Linked DNA regions of Mus musculus: region 1 is linked to region 2. The links are chromatin contacts, found by POLR2A ChIA-PET in ENCODE. All regions are on one chromosome and are shown on one strand. Each heading gives the region's core, a stretch centred on a gene start or an enhancer-like site at or near the end of the contact. The rest is flanking DNA. Distances are from core to core; before and after follow the strand shown.

Evidence for each region. ChIA-PET counts read pairs that join two places held with the same protein, here RNA polymerase II (POLR2A).
Region 1: POLR2A ChIA-PET joins it to region 2 with 21 read pairs in embryonic stem cell. The contact joins the promoter of Mthfr here to the promoter of Nppb in region 2. POLR2A ChIA-PET finds 5 or more read pairs at or near these places in 4 of 5 experiments (Patski and embryonic stem cell).

What each region holds. Positions count from the first base shown.
Region 1 is chr4:148,036,904-148,040,403 of GRCm38, reverse strand. Mthfr (methylenetetrahydrofolate reductase) reads right to left here and starts at 1,327. Exons shown (of 12, transcript NM_010840.3): 1 at 1,272-1,327. Clcn6 (chloride channel, voltage-sensitive 6) reads left to right here and starts at 1,591. Exons shown (of 23, transcript NM_011929.3): 1 at 1,591-1,723; 2 at 2,431-2,490. The coding sequence starts at 1,637. RefSeq lists promoters at 1-986, 1,239-1,428, 1,239-1,877.
Region 2 is chr4:147,984,115-147,987,657 of GRCm38, reverse strand. It overlaps Nppb (natriuretic peptide type B), which reads right to left and starts at 1,758. Exons shown (of 3, transcript NM_008726.6): 1 at 1,557-1,758; 2 at 1,140-1,362; 3 at 453-696. The coding sequence starts at 1,682. The coding sequence ends at 680.

The DNA.
Region 1 (3,500 bases), core at 78-2,577, 53 kb before region 2:
TTACTCCCAATCTATCTGTCCCACTTCTGTTCTGACCTAAAACTGCCAGGTTCTCATGGAGAGTGAGAAAGGCCTTCAAAGGCCTTCCTCCTCCACCCAAGGGAAATGCCTCGTTTTCACTGCTGGAACAAAACCGGAGGAGCTGACTCAGGCACAGCAAACCGCTCCAAGGTTTAAGCATTTTTGTTTTTTTTTCTGGTTTTTCGAGACAGGGTTTTTCTGTAGAGCCCTGGATGTCTTGGAACTCACTTTGTAGACCAGGCTGGCCTCAAACTCAGAAATCCGCCTGCCTCTGCCTCCTGAGTGTTGGGATTAAAGGCGTGCGCCATCACACCCGGCTCGGTTTAAGCATTTCTAACAGTTCCCACCCCCTATCCATTATTAGTTGAGCTCCCAAATCACACAAGGATGAGCCTGTGAACCGACAAATTTGTTTACCCTTCTACTGTCCAGTCCCCTGCCTGTGACTGGACCAGAAAGACCAGTCTCAGGCGTGGCATCGCCAGTGCCTGGCAGAGTAGTAAAACAGGCAGTACTCACTGGGCTCAAAACTGCCAAGACCTCCACACCAATCTCAAAATGCCTCGCTGCCACCTACTGATCATTTAAATAAGACTGACAAACACTGAGCCCACCACTCCCGGAAGAGTTGTGATAGATGCATGTGAACTGCAGGATGCTATGGACACCTGGGCGTTGAAACTAATGGTCGGTCCACTCTTCCTTTCCAGATGCTGTCAGGGAGATGGGTTTAAGAGACTATGGCAACCAGGCATGACAACGCACATATTTAATCTCAGCTCGCAGGAGGCAATGGATCTCGGAGTTCGAGGCCTGATCTACAGAGAGTTTCAGAACAGCTAGGGCTACACAGAGAATCTGTCGCGAAAACCAAACCAAACCAAACAAAATCCCAGAGAGCGAGCGAGAGAGCTAGACAGACAGACACTATGGCAGGCAGCCACCATGGCCTGAGGGATGGTAATCGGGTCACCTGGTCAATGGGTCACAGGCCGTGGCGGGGATGCGGGTCCCAGAAGGCTGCAGGGTCTGGATCACTGCCCCAGATCCAGGATTCCTTTAACTTTGAGATACCTTCCTGCAGGTAGTGGGGCTGGGGTGACAGCCTCCATGAGTATTCATAGGCCCTAAGGAGCCTTCACGTGCAAAGGGCCGGCCAGCACCTAACCGCCTGCCCACAGGTCTAGCTTGCGGTGGTGTGTTCCCGACTCTGCGAATCTATCCGCAGCGTCCCAAGCCTTTTGCGTTACCTCTTGCGTCAGATCGGTGGCGGCGAGGGTGCCACCTCCCTAGGGCTGGCGAAGAAGGCGGGGCGGAGCTGTCGGTTGCTAAGGGAAACAGGACGAGCGGCAGGCGGAAGCCACATCTACGAGACGAGACGACGGCCGGAAGTCCCGCCCCAACATGGCCGCGCCCAGAGGTCTCAGGGGAAGCCAGCCAAGTACTGCGTCATGTGACGCGAGCCCTCGCCCCACCCGTCTGCAGCCACTCCCTGTCTCCGGACCCAGAGCTCGAGAGGGCCACGTGACCCTCCCGGGGCCAGTCACGTGAGGCGCGGATCCTGGGTGGGAGGGGGGTTGGCCTAGGTGGTCCGGAGCGGCAGCAAAGGAGGAAGATGGCGGGGTGCAGGGGGTCCGTGTGCTGCTGCTGCCGGTGGTGTTGCTGCTGCGGTGAACGGGAGAGCCGCACCCCCGAGGAGCTGGTGAGCGGCTGCCTGGCTGGGGAAGGGGTGGCTACGGAGGGATGACAGGATGACAAGAGGCGTTGCCGGGGGTGGGGCCGCGCCGGACCGCGCCTGCAGGTGGCAGCGGGTGGGGCCCGGAGACCGCTGCCTGGGCTCGGGAAGCATCCAGCTTACCTCCGCGTGCCCCAGCCAGAGTTCTGTTCTATAACCTCTCTCTGGACTCCGAGGGAGGGCCTCGGCCAGCTTGAATTAATGCCGTCCATATTCTCTTTGAGTTTTGAACGAAGCAAGCATTGTAGAATGAGCCCTTGCGCGGGACGTGACGCCCATGCCGTTGGTGTAGTTTCTCTGGCCTGTTCTTATTCTCTACCCTTCACTCTTTCTGGGTCACTGGTGATCCAGCTTCCCCGTGCAAAGCAAGCTGGGAAAACTTGAGTTGTGTTCTCAGAATTGATTCATTCCCCCCGATTCCGTAGTCAGTCTATTGTCAAATGAAACACGAATTTTCTCCTCCAACGAAGCTGCCATCAGACATCTTTCAGGTGTCCTGAAGGTGAGCATTACGATTTAAAGAATTCGCCGATCAATAGAAATGTAGAGCTCATGGTTTTGAAACATTGTTCCTCTTTGAAGATGGCTCTAGCTAATTTCGATTTTAATAATACTACCCTCCTTGTACCCTTAACCCATTAAAAGATCTCCATTCTGTGAATCTGTTTTTCTAGACCATCCTTGGGGAGACACAGGAAGAAGAGGATGAGATTCTTCCAAGGAAAGACTATGAGGTGAGGTGTTCCAGATGCTGTCCTGGGTAACTGGTGTAGTGAGAGGACTGAGTGCTTCAGGCCTCCAACCAGAGATGCTCTTTGACCCTCTGCCTCAGGGAATGGGGGAGATGACTGCCTAGCAAGTCCTTAACCTGGTCCCACAGTCTGGTGGTGATGCATTCCAGTTCTGCCTGGATATAGAGCGTGTTTGCCATTAAACCTTCCAGGGACCCAGGGTCGAAGCTCTTCCCTGTGAGTGCTCAAAACAGTCTCTCTCGTGAGCTGTGAGGAGACCTTGCCTCTCTCTCTTCTGCCCTATTCTGGATTATAGTTTCCAGTTTCAGATATGAAACTTTGAAGAGTGTGGGGCCACATGTTGTGGTTCCTTTTAGTTTGCCACTGGACTTGGGAGGCTGAGATGGGAAGAGCTCTTCTGGAGACTCACAAAGGCTGCTCCATCAATCCTATCCCAACCTCTTATTTTTTGAAAAAGATTTATTTATTTAATTAATGTATATGAGTATACTGTAGCTGTCTTCGGACACGGATTCCTATTACAGATGGTCATAAGCCACCATGTGGTTGCTGGGAGTTGAACTCAGGACCTCTGCAAGAGCAGTCAGTGCTCTTAACTGCTGAGCCATCTCTCCAGCCTCCCTATCCAACATTTTTGTTTCCCTATCCAACCTTTTGAGTAACTCTGTCACACCCATTTGTAGCTCGCTTGCCTTAGGCTGATAGAATGTTCATGTGAATTTTTTTTTTTTTTTAGATTTATTTATTTATTATATGTAAGTACACTGTAGCTGTCTTCAGACACTCCAGAAGAGGGCATCAGATTTCGTTACAGATGGTTGTGAGCCACCATGTGGTTGCTGGGATTTGAACTAGGGACCTTCAGAAGAGCAGTCGGCGCTCTTAACCACTGAGCCATCTCGACAGCCCCTCATGTGAATTTTTTTATGGATTAGTGATTTTACACTCAAATCTTTAATGTTTCCCATTTAGCCATCTCCACATACAAGTTT
Region 2 (3,543 bases), core at 509-3,008:
TTAGATATCCACAGCCTTGAGTGCACACAAGATCGAAATGAGAAATCACACGAAGAGCCACCTCTCGGTCCCCTCTCTCCATTAGACACTCTCCAGAGCTCTGCTCAAGCCAGCCAGAACAGATGTGCCAGCCACTCAGCTGTCCCCTCATGTCCCAGGAGGCCTGGCTTTTCTGAATTTCAGTTTTCTCGCCCATAAAATGGGAGTGATGATAATCATGACATTACTAGTCATGAGGACCTTTGGCCCTCAGCTGAGTTTCGGTGATACATGGCATTCAAAGGAGAGGGTTCCAGCTGGGCAGCCGTGGTACATGCCCTTGATCCCTGCACTCTGGTGGGAGAGGCAGGTGGATCTCTGCGAGTTTGAGGACAGCCAGGTCTATCTTAAACCAAAATAAACAAAAGCAAAGTAAAAGAGCTAAGAGATAGATTGAAACTCACGGACACAAATCCTTTTCAAAAGCAGGAAATACGCTATGTTTATTATGTTGTGGCAAGTTTGTGCTCCAAGATAAGAAACAGTCTTGTAGAAAAACAACAAAATAAATTAAAAAATAAAAATAAAAATAAATATAAATAAATAAATAAATAGGATCACTTCAAAGGTGGTCCCAGAGCTGGGGAAAGAGACCCAGGCAGAGTCAGAAACTGGAGTCTCCTGCAGCCAGGAGGTCTTCCTACAACAACTTCAGTGCTGTGGGGAGGAGAGACAGGGCAATGTCACACTCGGAAGTGAAACTGAAGCAGGTGCCGAGTCCCCCACCACCACCACACCCCCATCTTCAGTCCCCAGATGATGTCGAAGTTTAAGGCTCTGGAAAAAGCTATCTCACAGGGCCTCTGTTTCTCCTGTAAAGTGGGTTGGGCATGCCCTTTGCCTGAGGGGAAATGCTCAGAACTCTTTCTGCCTTGTGAAGGGGTGATTAGACATCAGGCAGTCTGCTCCCTCAGAGCGTGTGACCCCTCTGATGGAAGGTAGGTGCTGACCTGTGAGAATGTAATGCAGAACCCATGTGATATTTCCTGACAGGCTGCAGGAGTATGCCAGATAGCAAACCTAGGGGCCTCTAAGGGTAGCATGCACGGGGATGGGATGGGTGTGCAGCTTTGCAGGGAAGTGGCAAGGTAGGTGCTCACCGTTACAGCCCAAACGACTGACGGATCCGATCCGGTCTATCTTGTGCCCAAAGCAGCTTGAGATATGTGTCACCTTGGAATTTTGAGGTCTCTGCTGGACCCGGAGGGTGCTGCCTTGAGACCGAAGGACTCTTTTTGGGTGTTCTTTTGTGAGGCCTTGGTCCTTCAAGAGCTGTCTCTGGGCCATTTCCTCCGACTTTTCTCTTATCAGCTCCAGCAGCTTCTGTGATGGATTGGGGAGCCCAGACGTCAGAAACACACACACCTGAATCCCCCATCCTTCCATAGTGCTCATCAGTTAAGAGATATGCTGCCCAATCTTTCAGTTTGCTGACTCTCACATGGCTAATTCCCAAAGGACTCGAGGTCTTTTCATTGCCGCTTCCCAAACCCTTCAGGCAGACCCTCAGTGCTCACCTGCATCTTGAATTGCTCTGGAGACTGGCTAGGACTTCCCAGAGGATAGGAGTGACCTCCCAGCGGTGACAGATAAAGGAAAAGCAGAAACAGAATCATCTGGGACAGCACCTTCAGGAGATCCATGCCGCAGAAGCGATGGGCCAGGCAATGATGCCGTGTTCTCCCTTGTCTCGCCTCCCCAAGCAGCTTGTGCACTGGTGTCTTCAACAACGGTGCCTCTGCCTTTTATACTGGGGCTGAGTGTCCGGCCAGACCTTTTCACGGAGTAGGGGTGGGGTTATCTCTGATTTATCAGCTGCATTCCTGCCGGCTGAGCTCAGGACCTGAGAATTCACCCCTCTGTGCCTGTGTGGAGTATTCATTGTGGGTGGAGGCTGTGGAGAGCAAGCCTTGTATAGAAATGGGCTGGGCTAGGGTGGGGGTGTGCGGAACACACTAACAGTCCTTGCTTCCTGCTCCCTTCTTTCATGCAGAGCCTGAGGGCCTATGACATCCTGCCCCACCCCTATTGGAAATGGCGGGGAGAGCCCCAGCTTTCCCAGCCTGTGGCGAGTGTGGGGCTTATGGCGTGACTCATGGAAAACATTCCCAAACAACACCCACCATCACCAGCCTCCCGGGGAGAGTGTCCTCCAAACCTGTAATCCAGGCCCGGCCTGGCTTCCCAGCACCTAGCTGGACTGCACTACTTCCGGGTACTCTGGTAGCTGTCCGTGGTTCTGATCGCCACACGTGTACTTCACACCAACTTTCAAGCTCTCTCCTCAACCGATTTCCAGGCCAGAAGGAGCTATGTGGCTCACACAATGGTTTTGATACCCACCTTCCAACAACCCCCCTCAAAAACTTGTGAAGATTTCAGCTTGAGGATGCTCACTCTCCAGTGTCAACTGATTAAAAGCTGGGATATGACAAGGAACTTCTGGAATTCCAACCCTCCTTTCTGACCCTTAACAAGAAGAGCTGATTAGGATAGAATTTTGAGTCTGACCCAAAGATGAGGTCACGTAGCCATGCCATCTGGGGCATCATCTCTGGGTGCCAAAGTCTCCTCCCCCACCATGAGTGGAAGAGAAAGTGTGCCTAGACTCCAGACGTGTGGGAAAGGCCTCTCCCCAGCTCTCTCTTAGCTGATCGGCCAACAGTGACGTCTCCCTCACACAACGCACCCAGCCTCCCACTCAGATGAGAATTGAGACTCTGAGGAAGTGAAGCTGAGGCATATACACCCAGGTGTGCGCCCAGTGTCTCTATCCCTTCTGCAGAATCTGTGCTAACAACTGTCAGGTTGGTCAAGGACAATGACCAGGAGTGGCAGTGGGTTAAGGCAGAGATGGAGAAAGGGGATAGTTAGAAGATCATGAGTCCAGAACCAGTCACATTTGGAGAAAGCTGTTAGGTTCTTCTGCAAGCTTCTGGGCCTCTCGGACCCATGTTTGCATGAGATTCTGTGTTCTGACCCAAGGGAAACACACACTCTCTTCTAAGCAATTGTTTAGGAGAGGCAGAGAATGCCTCCATCTCCACTCTTAGCTCAACCCTTCTCCTTGCACATGAATTTGTCTCCTAATCCTAATCCTTCTCACACAATTTCCCTCTGAGAAACCAATTAGCCTACCACCCCCACGTCCAGTTTCAGTAAATTCTCAGGACACAGGCAGAATAAAGCCAGATTCTTGGCTAACAGGTCATACAAAGGACCCCCAGCCAAGTTCCTGATAGAGCTTATCTCTCCTCTGAGATAGCCACTATCCACATCTCTATCACCATTCCTGTCATCTGGCTTGTGTGTGGCAGGAGCTTGAAGCCATTGGTAATGTAACACCCACAATCAGGAAGCAGAGAGCAGTAAATTCCTCTCTCTCTCTCTCTCTCTCTCTCTCTCTCTCTCTCTCCATTTATATAGTCCAGAACCCCATCCATGGATCGGGGCCACCCACAGTGGGTCTTCGCTCCTCAACTAACACAATAAAAATAATCCCCA